2 separate regions of the Homo sapiens genome follow, and region 1 is linked to region 2. A link is a contact called in ENCODE Hi-C or POLR2A ChIA-PET data. All regions are on one chromosome and are shown on one strand. The core of a region is the stretch at or near the end of the contact, and the rest is flanking DNA. Distances in the headings are between cores, read along the strand shown.

Region 1 (7,712 bases), core at 2,420-4,919, 390 kb after region 2:
CAGCGGGGTGTTTGTGACCTGTATCTTGTGCTGACCTCCTATCCCATCCTGTGACTAAGAATGTCTAACCTCCTAAGAATGCAGCCCAGCAGGTCTCAGCCTCATTTTACCCAGGCCCCGTTTAAGATGGAGTCACTCTGGTTCAAACGCCTCTGATGATTTTAATCAAGCCACTTTGATTTTGACCTTAGAGATCCCTGAGATAGAACAAGTATATGTAAATATTTCAGGTAAGACATTTGATGTAGTGGGGAGCCCAATGCAAAGGCTTTCATTATAAGTGCACCAATAATTTCAACAAGATTTCACATTACAATCATAAGAGTTAATATTTATAATATTTGAGATTTATAGAAACCATCACAAATATTAACTGCCTTTGTTCTTTGAGTTTCCCTCCTTTGCTCTTCAACAGGTAAGGTCTGTCTATTGATTCGGGGAAGGCAGGCAGAAAGTTTGCTTTGCTTTCATTTCCAAAATTCCCAGCCTTAAGGGAAATGCAGGTGCCTCTGAACTATTAAGTGGAAAGGATTGGAACGAGGAATGGTAAGTGAGGGCGATAGAGATATTAGTGGGTCCTGAGGAGAGAAATGCACTTGAACCTGAACTCCGATTCCTGGTTTTGAGTCCCTGAGAGGGTCAAGACCTCAGGGGAGTTTGGGAGACCACGCTTTGCTGAAAAGATAAGTTGATCTTTGCAAGATTTGTGGGAAATGTACAGTTCTGCAGTAAAAAAGTTGGTAGGTCTTCTTCAAGGTTGACCAATGTCTAGGACCCATCATGGAGCTTCTACCCTTGATGTCATCTAAACCTACTTACCTCCCAAAGGCCCAATTTCCAAGTTCCATTGCACTGAGGGGTTCAAATTCCATATGAATTTGGGGCAGATGGGCACAGTTCAGCCCAAAGCACCCAGTCACCCCTCCAGCCCCCATTCTGCCTGTGGAAGTTCCATGCTCAAGTCCCCAGGACCCACCCTTACACTATAGTTCCCAGCCTGGGCTTCTGCTCTGCCAAGAGTAGAAAATTCCACCACTTTAAATCGTCCCCTGCTCCTACCTCTCTTTAATTTGTCTTCTGCTCTATTTTCTTGCTCAAGTCAGCTGATGACTTTTCACAAAAGGAAAACGCAGGTACTTCTGGGCAAAGCAAGAAGGGATGCCCTGTATCACCTTCTAATAGCAAGAGGCTGGTATTCCTGGAGTTCTGGAGCATCTGCAATTGGATACCTTACGGCTGCTCCCTGAGATCACTGACTGACTTCTGAGATGTGTGGCTGTGGTGACGGGATGAAGTAGAATAATAACCTGGATTCACTGGACCCCAGGGATGTGTTTTTCACATTGTGTTTGCTCTGTGTAGACCCAGAGTTCCACAGATACACAAGGGAATGGGGACACTTTGTGGGTGCAGCTCTGACCAGTGGTCTAGGTGAACTTGCTTTTATTGGCTGGTAAGAGCCAGTTGTTATTTTTTATAAATTCTGTGATCTGGTTGTTAAACAAAACCATTAAAACTCAAAGTAAATAAACATGCAATTAAATAAATTAGTAAAAATAGAGAAAAATACTCAAAACTCACCATTTTTAGTTATTTTACTATATTTTTCCATTATCTGTGCTCTTGAGATTCCGTACGTCTATTTTAACTATAAGGCAAAACTAATATATATTATATATAACTAATATATAATATATATAACTAATATATAACGTATGTAATGAATATATCTTACAATATATAAATATATTATACTGCTACTGCGCATCTCTACCCAATTCTGTCTTCAGTGAAATTGACCAAGGTAGGAGTATTAACACACCACAGAAATTTGGAAAAGCTTCAAAACAGAACTTTTCCCCCTACGAGAACCAGTTGTTAATATAGTTAACATAGGCTTAGGGGTTTGGAAAATCTTGAGGAAGACCAGAGCAGAAGCCTAGGCTGTGAACTATGATACAAGGGCAGGTGTTGGGTACTTGAGCATGGAACTTCCAGAGGCAGAATCGGGGCTGAGTGGTGACTGAGTGCTATGGGCTGAATTATGCACCACCCCCTATGTTGAAGCCCCAACTCTCAGTGCGATGCTGTTTGGAAATGGGGCCTTTGGGAGATAATTAGGTTTAGATGGGGTCATAAGGGTGGAAACTCCATGATGGAATCAGTGTTCTTATAAGAAGAGATAAAAGAGAGTTTGCTGGCTCTTTTTCTCTCTACCATGTGAGGATACAGTAAGGAAGTCTTGAGGAAGTGAGCTCTCACCTCTCAAGAAACCAAATCTTGTAGTACCAGCCTCCAGAAGTGTGAGAAATACATTTCTGTTGTTTAAATCATCCAGGCCATGATATATTTCTGTAGCAGTTTGAGCTAAGACACTGGGTGAGGAGTATGAAAACACTACAAGAGGAGTGATGCAGGGCTCTGCAGGAAAGCCCAGGGGTCCTGCCAGTCAGAGCATCCTAACAAGGACATTGGTACCCTATGAAGCCCTATAGTGGAGACAACAGGCAGCTGAAATATTTTCAGACTTCAACCTGTGTCAGTCAGCGTATAATAAGGAGACAAAAAGCACACCAGTTATTTTAACAGAGAGAATTTAACATCAAGAATTATATCTAATTCTGTGAAAAAAGTCAATGGTAGCTTGAAGGGGGTAACATTGAATCTGTAAATTACTTTGGGCAGTATGGCCATTTTCACGATATTGATTCTTCCTATCCATGAGCATGGAATGTTTTTCCATTTGTTTGTGTCCTCTCTTATTTCCTGGGTACTGGTTTGTAGTTCCCCTCGAAGAGGTCCTTCAGATCCCTTGTAAATTGTATTCCTAGGTATTTTATTCTCTTTGTAGCAATTGTGAATGGGAGTTCACTCACGATTTGGAACATACACCATGGAATACTATGCAGCCCTAAAAAAGGATGAGTTCATGTCCTTTGCAGGGACATGGATAAAGCTGGAAACCATCATTCTCAGCAAACTAACACAGGAACAGAAAACCAAACACTGCACGTTCTCACTTATAAGTGGGAGTTGAACAATGATAACACACGGACACAGGGAGGGGAATATCATACACCGGGGCCTGTCAAGGGGTGGGGAGCTAGGGGAGGAATAGCATTAGGAGAAATACCTAATGTAGGTGACGGGTTGATGGGTGCAGCAAAACACCATGGCATGTGTATACCTATGTAGCAAACCTGCACGTTCTGCACATGTACCCCAGAACTTAAAGAATAAAAATAAAAGAATTATTATCTGGGTATGAAATAGTTATCTAGTTAAGTGAGGGTAAAAAAAAAAGACAAAGGTTTCAAGGTGTCAGAACAGCAGAAGTGGCAACCTCCTCCAGGGTTGGAGGAACAAAGGGAAGATCTTAAGTTTTTTTAAACGTAGAAACTCCGAGGAGGAATCCTGTGAATTGAAACTCAGATCCTTCAGGGGCCTTGTTGCTTGGTTGCAGCTGGGCTCTATGGGGCTGGAAGAGAGCAATCAGCTGCTTTTTGCAAATAGTGAAAAAACTAGTTTCAGCTGTTGCCACAGGAAGAAACCGCTGCTGCGGAGGGGAAGATAGCAAGGTGAAGGAGACTGTCACAAGCTGGAAGGAAACAAAGGAGCAAGTTACTCATCTCTCTTGCAGCCGCACAGTCTCCGTCTGGCGCCCTCTGTTGGTAGTGCCTATTCAAACACCAAGTGGATGTGTGACTTTCAGAGAGCTCAGAGAATTGACACTTCTGGATATGGTGTAAGGCTGCCCCTTGAAGTGGGAGATGATTAAGCCTAGATAAGGGCAAGAGCCTGAAGCTCAAGGAGAGACAGCACTTCCTTCTGCCAAATCCGAAACTGAAAGAAGAGATGGCCCCAATGCTTTCTTGCCAAAACGTTGCTTTGACTACTCTAATGTCAATTTAGGAAGGAAAAAAACATTGCTTCAGCTTTTTTAAGGGTTGAAAGCTTAAGGAGCAGTGTTTGGGAAATGAGTCAGAATTCTGGAAAAAGAATAAAATAGATATTTGAAAGAGAAGGATCTGAAACCAAGTGAAAGCCTTGATAAGCACATTTCTTGTCAGCATCTATTTAAGTGGCCCATTTAACATAGGGTGCTGTTAAGCTATTTTTTCATTAGATAGGAATTTAGTCATCTTATATGTTTGAGATTTTTAGGTATATTTTAAGTTTCAGAATCTTCTCTTATTCTCAGCTGACCTCCTTTCTAAAAAGAAGTGAGAACTCCATATCTCTGCCTTGGCATCCAGTGACTATCAACAAAACCCTAGTAGGTCACCTTTTCTGATAACAGTATCTGCCTCAGTAGAGAAAATCTTTTGTCCTCTAGAAAAGTATCTTAGCAGCTGAATCTCAATAGCTATGATCTACTGCTTACCTTTCCAGGGGAGGGCCAGGCTCCTTGGTTAAATGCTACAGGATGTAGCAGTGAAGGAGGTATAGTTCCTGCCTACAAGAGGTCATAATTTAATAGAGGAGGCAGCAACACAGCCAAGACAGTACTTGGAGGAGCCATAACTCTGCCCAAGGGTGGGTTAGGGGGCTTGAAGTAGTTAAAGAGTGGGCAATCTGCAGATAAAATGGCACATCTGTGGTAGCTTCTGAAGAACAAGCAGTAGCTTGCTAGGTAGAACAGCGAGAACATTCCAGGCAAGGAGAACTCTATGGTGTGAAAGAGGATTAACAATAGGGGGGGCTACAGAGAGGTCTCTGAAGATAAGAGGAGGCCAGGTCATAAAAGAATCTTACACGTTCTTTGAGGCATTTGACATTTATCCTGGAGGTGATGGGGAGCCATCAGAAGAAGCTGCTTATGCAGCAGCTGTGCAGTCACCAGTGTCTAGAGATGGCCCACGACAGAGATACTTTCATTCCCCCAAGAACTGCACTTCCTACTCCACATGGCTCATCGCACAAAAACCAATTGCAAAGGCTTAGACACAGAACTGTTGTTACTGATACTTCTGCAAATGCTAAGCTTTGGCTGTTCAGAGCGAGGCCTCCAACTAGTCCCTTCCTCTGTCTGCTTTGAGTTATATTAATTATTGTTGTGTAACAAACAACTCCAAAGCACAGAGCTTAAAACAACCATGAATTGTCATTGCTCATGGATCTGCAACAGGGCTGGTGTGGCTCTGCTCCACGTGCTTCTGATACTTCTCCTAGGACCAGCAGGCTATCCTGGGCATGTTCTCCCAGAGATGGCAAAAGAGCCAGAAGGTGGGTGAAACATGTGCATCCTCTTAAGGACTAGGCTCGAAACCATTCACTGTGTTATTGGCTGATGTAAATGTCATGGCCAAGCCCAAAGTCAAGGCTCACGAAAATACAACCTGCCCACAATGAGGCCATTAAAGCTGTGAAAGCAGAGAGGGATGAGAAATTGGAGCCAATAATACAATCTACTACACCCATCTTGGTGACTTCATTCTATGGATCCTTTTTTCCATTTTCTTCTTCCTCATTTGGATGGGCACTAACAGATGAAAACTTAAATTTCAAAATGAGTCTCAGGTCTCACTTCAGGTGGGCTACTGATAGTATATTTCTTGTGGTGGCTTTGTGCAGTGTCGACCTGGCTAAGCTAGAACTACATTTTCTGGAATTCCCTTCCCTGTTCAGTGAGCCCTGGTTGGGGTTGGCCAAGACAGAAATATGTCCCAGTTTTGGAAGTTAAGAGTCATATCATTAGGCACTGTCGTCACTCATGATCTTGGCATAGTGCCGCTGCCAAGCCTACCTCTCCTTCAGCTTGTGCAGGATTTCCTTCGTCAACTTCTCTGAATCTTGGCCAAGGTATACATACAACTCCCTGGTAAAAGGCACCAGTATGACCTGCATCATTGAGGTTGGAAACAAAAGTATGTCCAGATTCATTCTCATGGGTTCCAGTTTGTCCTTGCTTCCTCTGTTTCGTGTCCATCTTTTCTTTCTGATTTATTCCACTGTTGACTTCAGCTCTAACCTCAAATATAGAAGAAATAGCTTTACATAGACTGCTTAATAAGTTTTCACAGTTTTTTAAGGTCTAATTCTCATAATAGTAAATCTCTCATTCTCTCATTCTGTATTACTCATTTTGATTCTGTTTTTAAAAATCAAACCCTGATACATCTATGATTAGAATAGGTGATTTAAAATAGTTGAAAGGCAGATCATGGGTTGGTCCTATTTATTTGTTCATTCATGTTTTCATTCATCATCTGTACATTTACTGGGCATCTGCTACACGGTAATCCACTTACTCTGGATATAAAGGTCTATAATATAACTTCTATACAATAAGAGTCGCTGCCCTGGAGATAATCACAGTCTACAGAGAGCAATGCAATAAAGCAAGAATGATAATGCAATATGGTAACTGCTAATAATAAAGAAGCACAAAGTAGCACATGTATAGAAATATAGAGAAAGGTGTATCTCAAGCTGTTTGGGGGTAATTAAAGATCTTCCTAAGAGGTATTGAATGAGCTGCAATTTGAAGGATGAGTAGAAATTCATCAATGGACTAGCAGTTTCACTAGCAGTGTAACTTGGACAAGTTATTTAAATTCAGTGTCTCAACTTCTCATATTAGGATACAATATTGGGATAATAATTGTGCCCGTGTCACTGGGTCACTGTGAGGACGACATAAGTTAATACACATAAAGTGTTTAGAAGAGTGCCTGGCTTATCTGGTGAAGGCTGAAGAAATATAGTTACTATTGTAACTAACTGTTCCTATGATGATCACTTTTTGTCCTTGGTTTACTGTGCTCACTCACATCACTGGCCTAGAACAATGGAATAATGCTGAGCAAAGTAGTGAATAAGTAGAATAAAGAGATGAAAGAATACAAACTCCTGTGTCCTAAAATGCAATCTGTCTAGTGAGACAAAGGGCTAACTAACACTTCAGAGAATAGACTGTGATGCCATTCAAGTTTCCTGTAGAAACACCAATTGTGTATTTAAAATAGTGGCCTGTCTTATCTCTCTTGCCCTTTCCAAAATTCATTATGCTTGTAGAGGTTCTTAGAGACTAAATACTCTGTGACCATAAAATATCATGGCATCAATAATGGTTCTAGCCCCCAAGAAAACAATCCATGTGAAACCCAGCATTAAATCAAAGCTGAGCCACTGAAGGTGAGGAAGGAAAGGGTCTATAAACTGTGTCAAAATAGTGGGTTTAACCAACAGAGAAACCATATGATGAGAAAGATTATAGTGATGCGGAGGTTGAATTGCATAAAAAAAGAAAAGAGAATTTCACTGACAACGAGGCAAAGATTTACAGGAGAAAAAAAGAAGCAGGAGAAAGCAGCAAGAAGTGTTTAAGTGAGGACTAAAATTTTCAAAGTCATTTGTGGGCGTGTGAAAAAAGAAGGAGGCCACGGATTTCCTAGAACTCAAACTGGGAGGAATGAGAAGCAAAGTCTAGGCAAACAGAGAAAGACATAGATGAGATCAAGTTGGAGGCAACCTTAGATCCACAAGGGAGCTTTCAAAGAGGGGCAGGGAGAAAAATTAGCATAGAAAGCCAGCCCTGAAAAGTCAGAGGCTAAGGTGTTATGGAGACAAAGGAAGATGGCTTTAAGAATTCATGAAAGAAGAAGCTTATGGTGGAAAGAAGGATTTCTTAAAAAAAAAAAAAAAATCATGAAAAGAACCCCCTGGGAAATGATGGCTCCATTCAACAATATTTATTGAGCACCTATAAT
Region 2 (6,820 bases), core at 398-2,897:
AGCCAATGAGCCTGGAACCATGGATCACACCGCTCCACCCTGGGCCTTAACGGGCAAACAGAGATGCCGAACACAGTAAGATGGGAACAGCATTCCAGGCTGAAGGAACAGTCTCAGCAAATGGAGGGAACTGGGAGTGGATGGGCTAAGCCCCCTCCAGCCATCTGTCTACCCGCTGGTCATTTCAGGCACTGAGAAAAGGTGCTGTTTCATTCTCCTAAGAGAGTTTGGTGAGTGAAATCTCCACAGGCAGGCTCAGGAGATCGGGGTTTTATAGAGATACATTCCTTGGATTGGGGACATCCCTTCCCCTCTCTGTGACTTGGTTTCCTCATTTGTAAAATGAAAGAGTTGGAAAGGAATGATGTCTGAGGCTCTTTCCAGCTCAGATATTCTGGTCATTCGCAGGCTTTTGGTTCAAGGCCACCACTGATAGCACTGAGGGCAAAATATGCTATCTGGCCACTTTGCTACCCTTCAAGGTGGCTTCCCCATTGCATCAGGAGTATGCCTCCTCTCTATCCCCTCTGCTGGCCCTGTCTTGTGCTGCCTTGGGTGCAGTGGTGGAAGCTGGCCTGTCTATACGAGCAAGATGGAAACTGACTCACTTCATGTGTCCTGTGTCTTCCCAGCCTACCTGTTACCACACTCCCTAGGAAACGGGTTCAAAGGGCCAGCCGACGGCTGCAAAACACCAGCACTCAATCACCTTCGGAACAGACTCAGCACTTTAAAAGTATAAATAAATAGGGCTGCCTCTGATTTTTTTTTTCCACTTGGAAATTTGTAACATCATTAGCTACAAGTAAATATATCAGTAGGATTAATGGAGTGAATCACAAAGCGACTTGGATTTAAAACCACATTATTTCTTTGGGGTGAATTAGTAAATTTAGCATTGTCAAGAGATGATGGATTGAGAACCTGGGGACTGAGAATTCTTACTGATCCTGAGGATAGATCGGCATGAGAAGCAGAGGCTGGAATGGCTTCTCACCCTCTGTTTTCAGAGAGAAAGGAAATATGGCTTTGCTGCATGCTAAACTACATGGAAATATAGTGTTCCTTTTCAGACACAAGGTAGAGATGTGACAGCACATGGTAGGCAATGACCCAGACGGTCCCCTAAAGTCCCTGCTGCCTGGTATTCTGGTCCTTGTGTAATAATCCCTTCTCTTTCCATAGTAAACCTGAACAAGTGACTAGCTTCTAACAAACGAAATACAGCAGAAGTAATGAGATGTCACTTCTGAGATTAGGTTATAAAAAGACTGTGACTCCTGCCTCAGGTGCTCTCTCTCACCTTCTCTTGGGTTGTTTGCTTCAGGGGTGTCACGGTGAGGTAGTCCCCTCCTGTGGGCCCATGGCAGTGAGCTTGGAAGTGGATCCTCCCCAAGCTGAGCCTTGGGATGATCCAAGACCAGGTTGCCACCTTGCAACACCTTGACTGCAGCCTCATAAGAGACCCTGAGCTAGAACTGCCCAGTGAAGCTGCTCCTGTATTCCAGACCCACAGAAAAAAATACGAAAAACAGTATGATAAGAAATGTCTGCTGTTTTAGGTCATTAGGTTTGGGGTTATTTCTTATGCAGCAACAGGAAACCAATACACCACGTGACTTGCTTTGGTTAATGAAATATGAGGGGAAACACTGTATGTCATTTCTGAGTAGAGGTTTCAAGGGCCAGAGTAAAACTGGTTTCCTGTCTTGGTAACTGTGCAAGCTGGGGTCAGGATGGAACTTCTGTGGGCCTGGGCCTGGGGGGCTGAGAATGCTTATCGATCCTGAGAGTAGATCTACAGGTCACCACGATGAGCCAAGTCTCCCTGACCCTGACACTGCTGACCTACACTGCATATGTAGTGTGACCAAGAAATAAACCTTAGTTGTATAAAATCACTGAGGTTTTGGGACTGTCTGTCACCACAGAATAGTCTAGCCCATCGATCTAGCATCCCATTCAATCCCACAATCATGGATTGGGGAACTCAGGGTATTCTGAGAAATGCACTTGCACTTCCTGCTAAGAACACAGGTTCTGCTTAAAATGGTTTTGAATGTGGATATTTCCTCACAAAGGCCACCACAACAGTGTCTTCTAAAAGGATGTTCCAATATTCTGTCTCATTGACCCCGTTTGTACACTTGCACCTCCAGAACACATGCTCCAACTTTTAGTTTGGAAAGTAGGATCCTCATATAGGTTAATGGGCCCCCACTCAATGAGGATATGCCAAGCATTTCTACACAGACACTCTCATTAAATTCTTATCTGCCAGGCCGATGTAATTATTGTTACCCTTTATTTACAGATAAGGAAAATACAGATTTGAGGAGTAAAATCAGCTATTGGGGGTTATTCAGCCTCTAGGTAGATGTTGGCAGAACCCAGACTTGAGTCAGGCCCTCTGAACCAACACTCACGTTCTTTCATCTAATCTCGGGTGAGCCCCAGCTACAGAGGCAGGGGCATCAAGACTGTCTCTTAGCAAGAAGGTTTTAGAACCCACAGGCTGAAGCCGCATTTATGAGGGAGGAAACGCTTGCGGATGGAAGGTAGACATGGAGATATATTCCTTACTTGTGTCAATGAAGACCGCATCCACGTAGATTTTGGTACAGAAAGAGCCCAGGATAAACCCGCAGGCTGGTCCAAATACCAGCATCGTGAACAGGATTCCTGAAGGAAGATGAAGAAAAAAATAGATTACAAAACAGAAGCTATTCGATGAGCAAAATCACCAAAGGTCAAGGAGATTATTTTACATTGATGAGATGAGATGACATTAGGAATTCATCTAAAAATCCTAGAGGGGAAAGGCTGAATTTCTAATTTTTGGAAACTCTATGAAAGCACTGTATATTATGCTACAATTCTATAGTATTTCAGGTAGGTTGCTTTGAAATTTGTGTCCCTTACTTTTAGAGGACTTCACCCCACATCAAACATATTAAAATACATCCGCATCTATCATTAAATATTTTTTCTGCCATCCACACTTTTGAAAAGGCTTTTATAATTTTGCTTTTACATTTACTTACTTTTATGTAACTTATTTAATTTATGGTTGGCTAAGATCCCTTGACACCCACTGTGCAAACTCAAGAATTTTTTGTGAAGTGAGGATAATCTATGCCACAAATTATTTTCAAATATAATAAAACGTTCAAGACTCCGAAATTCAGCAAATAACAAAGTTCACACGATGGTAAATATCTAACATTTAATTACACATTTATTAATTTCAATTCTTCAATTTCTGTCCACGTTTTGAAGTCATTATCTGTTTCCACTGTTGTTGTGGCTGCTTGTAACAGCTGTTCAGGAATTAAGTGATTCTGTAGCACTTGAGAAAATGGCAGGCTCTGGGCAGTGCTTAAGTATCTGATCGATACAATACCTGGTATTTTACACAGAAATTTTAGGACATTCTGGGAAAAGTACTGATCCCAAATTCAAACCCACAGGCTGTATCTATTTAAATTTCAATTTGGTAGACATTTCTTGAGCACTGACAGTTCTCCAGGCCCTGGAGGCAAAAATAAGAGTCCAGAAAGTGGCCCTTCCCTTTAGAAGCTGGCCATCTGATGAGGACAGTCAGTGCATGGGTAATTCCAGGCCAGGCAGCTCCAAGGTTGGGTGCTAACAGGCCACACGGGCACCTGGAGAGCAGGGTGAGAGATGAATGTCACTTGCTGGGAACCTAAGCCCAGTGGAGGGTAGCTCTCCAGCCTAGTCTGTTCATAGGCGTAGACCAACTCACCCTAAATTCTCTCGGTGATGTCATTGTGGAACCAATCACATATTCATCCATTCAGTCAAGTTTTACTGAGCTCCTTCTATGTGCCAAGTACTATTCTCAGGGTTGGGGATTCAGCATTGAACCAACCAGTAAAAATCCTAGCCTCGCTGACTTGAAGCTTTCCCTCCTCCGAACTCATTCATTGACTTGAGGTGGGGAAAAACAACTTAAACTACACAGAGGAAGGCAAATGGTTTTTAAATACCGGGCAAAGGAAGCCGCGTAATATAGTTTGCATGTTTGTCCCCTCCAAATCTCATGTTGAAGTGTAATCCATAATATTGGAGGTGGGGCCTAGTGGGAGGTATTAGATCATGGGGGCAGACCCCTTATGAATGGCTCAGCACCGCCCCCTTGGTGATGGGTGTGCTCTCACTCAGTTCACACAAGATCTGATTGTTTAAAGGAATCTGGGACCTCCCCTTCTCCCTCTTGCTCTGGCTCTCGCCACGTAATGTGCCTGCTCCCCCTTTGCCTCCTGCCATGATTGGAAGCTTCTGGAGACCTTCACCAGGAGCAGATGCCAACACCATGCTTCCGGTACTGTCTGCAAAACCCCGAGCCACTCGAATCTCCTTTCTTTGTAAATTACCCAGCCTCAGGTATTTCTTTATAGCAAGGCAAGAATGAACTAACACACATTTACACACGGGAACCCAGAACCCTGAAGCAGTCATTTGAACGGGGCTTATAGGAGATGTCTGATGAAGGAAAGAATGAAGAAAATGTTTTATATCACAGAAACAGGGCTGAGTCCACCCTCAGCAAAATCCTACTTGGATGCGAAGAAATCTGGAAGTTCCACTGTTTCCAAATAGTCACTCCATGGCCAACCAGAAACTGTAGAATCTTATTTCTGTTAATAAGGTGCATTTTAGAAAATGAAAATGTGTCACTTTGGAGAGGAGTGACGTTCACATGATCAGCACATTATCTCTGGTTTGTCATAACTTTAAGATAACCAAGCACACAAAGTTGGGGGCAGGGGATGTTACTGGAAAAGATCTTTCGGAATGGGCTAGAATTAGGGGGCTCTATTTAGTGGGGTTGTGGTTAGGGAGCAGAGCAGCAGGAAGAGGATCTGAGAAAGCAGCAGGAAGTAGAGGGCATGGAGAACAGTTGTCCGAGTCAGAAGCGGCACCCACACTAGACCAGAGAGATTCCTGCAAAGTCCTGAAGCCAGTCATATCCTCCCATCCAGGCTGCAGGCTGTGGTAAGCCAGCAGTCAGAGTTACTGGCACTCTAGAGACGGCTCAGCAAACAAACTCACTGCTCAGGCCTTCCCAAAAGAACGGGACACAGAGCACAGGGATACAATTCTCTTGCCATGGGTGCTGTGCCTACCCTTCTTGACTCATCTGCTGTGACTCCCGGCACCTCCCCCATCACCCATAATCATAGCCCTTCTTCCCTTAAATAAATCCCCCAAGCAATGTATTCGTCACTGATCCATGCCCTACAGACTGAATAATGAGAATTATTATTAATACTTAATGGGTCAAAGGACCAAGCCTTCAGCATCCTTGGAAAAACAGAAACAACCAACAAGCTGAAGGGGTTGCATCGAGACTGTGCTGTTATCCCCATGCTTGGGGACAGTACAGTTGAAAGTGAGGACTAGCCAGACATCATAGCACAATTGGGGTCCCAGGCCTCCTGCCCTCTTGCAGAAAAGGAGGGGCGTCCCTCAAGCTGCTGGCCTCAGCTGTCCACAGGAGCCCCACAGGGCCCAGATGGGCCAGTGACTGGGGATGGTGGCTTGAACAGGGAACAGCAGTGGCCTGCTGTGGAGACACCACACCCTGAGGCAGCCTCTCCACCAAATTCCTCTATGAGAAGGTGTGGGTTTCCAGAGTTTGGATTGTGGCTTTTTCAAGGTCCTGTTCTCATCTGGGTTTCAGCTGAACAAAGATAAGCTAAAAAGGAACAGGACGGAGTTGATAGGACCCCACGCCAAACACCAAAGACATTGTGCACACGTATTTTGGTATAAAAGGCATCTTCCTCCTCAGGTGCAACCTCTGGTCACTTTTCTATGTCGCTCCTCGTCACACGGACCTCAAGGTAAACCACCACCTGCAACGCGTTCTCGAACCTTTTTCAAAGGACAGTCCGGTGGTGGGACGTGGGAGGGGCCTTCGTGCATCGGGAAGTGCCTTCAGAAATATCTTAACAACTGAAACGAGCAGCTTCAGAAGGCCCAGATGTGCAAGGCAGGTTCTGAGCTAACAACGGTTATGCTGAGCTTTCTTCCTTGGTTTCCCCCTTAATTCATCCTGCCAGGCTGTGATTTTGTTCTTGTTTTGGCAAAGCCAGCTCGAATGTTCTGCCTGAATGGAGGAGGAGCAGATTGCCAGGTACTGAGATGCAGGATCCCTGTGGAAGGAAGGGCCAGCGCCTCCAGGTGCAGAACCTTCTGCAGCGGCCCGGTGCTGCCCCCTGCTGTCTTCCAGGTTCATGTATGTCGGTGGGGAGGAGAGCCTGGGATTCCCTAGTCAGGGAGGTCTGAAGGCTTTCTTTGCTACTACCCTGGATAATTGAAAGCACTTTACATGCCTGATCTCCTGGAAGCCATTCAATGACCCCAGGGGGAAGTTTACTGGGCCTGTTTCACAGCGGAAAAACAGAATCTTAGAGTGGTTCAGCACCTGGCCCCAGCACGTTGCTAGAAAGCAGCACAGTGGGAAGGATTGCCCAGGTTTTCTAACCCCCTAAGGGAAAAGTCCAGGTGAGAGTATGAACAGCCTGGGTTCAAATCCCAGCTCTACCACTTCCCAGCTCCATGAACCTTTGGGCAAAGTACATTTAACCTCCCATGCCTCAGCTTCTTCTTCTGTAAAGTGGGGGTAACAATAGATCGACTTCATGGGGTTGTGGTGAGGATTGAATGACCTCCTATTTGCAAACCTCTTAGAAAAGTGTCTGGCATACAGAAAGACCCAGGGAAGGGTTTGTTAAATAGATGACACCTGTGACTCTCCTACAACGAGGGCTGGCACCCACCTGGGTTCCCA

What was found. Hi-C counts contacts between places; a loop is a spot of excess contacts on that map. ChIA-PET counts read pairs that join two places held with the same protein, here RNA polymerase II (POLR2A). Pooled maps may share reads with other maps.
Region 1: a loop to region 2 is called in a pooled map, with 5 times the contacts of the local background. The contact joins two enhancer-like sites. A Hi-C loop is called at or near these places in 59 of 168 maps with a recorded cell type or tissue (CD4-positive, alpha-beta T cell, CD4-positive, alpha-beta memory T cell, CD8-positive, alpha-beta T cell and 31 more), 16 of 37 single-sample maps with no recorded cell type and 36 of 50 pooled maps. POLR2A ChIA-PET finds 5 or more read pairs at or near these places in 2 of 52 experiments (both activated T-cell).

Annotation. Positions count from the first base shown.
Region 1 is chr15:91,702,573-91,710,284 of GRCh38, reverse strand. No RefSeq gene overlaps it. Among named protein-coding and RNA genes, the nearest start is that of SLCO3A1, 150 kb to the left of the region's middle. Within about 2 kb of position 3,669, at least 10 of the 41 ENCODE cell types and tissues checked have a DNase peak (open chromatin) inside an H3K27ac peak, as active enhancers do; they include CD8-positive, alpha-beta T cell, where a contact is called at or near this core.
Region 2 is chr15:92,090,743-92,097,562 of GRCh38, reverse strand. SLCO3A1 (solute carrier organic anion transporter family member 3A1) reads right to left here. Exons shown (of 10, transcript NM_013272.4): 3 at 2,584-2,682. Among named protein-coding and RNA genes, the nearest start is that of SLCO3A1, 240 kb to the right of the region's middle. RefSeq lists an enhancer at 5,895-6,631. Within about 2 kb of position 1,647, at least 3 of the 41 ENCODE cell types and tissues checked have a DNase peak (open chromatin) inside an H3K27ac peak, as active enhancers do; they include CD8-positive, alpha-beta T cell, where a contact is called at or near this core.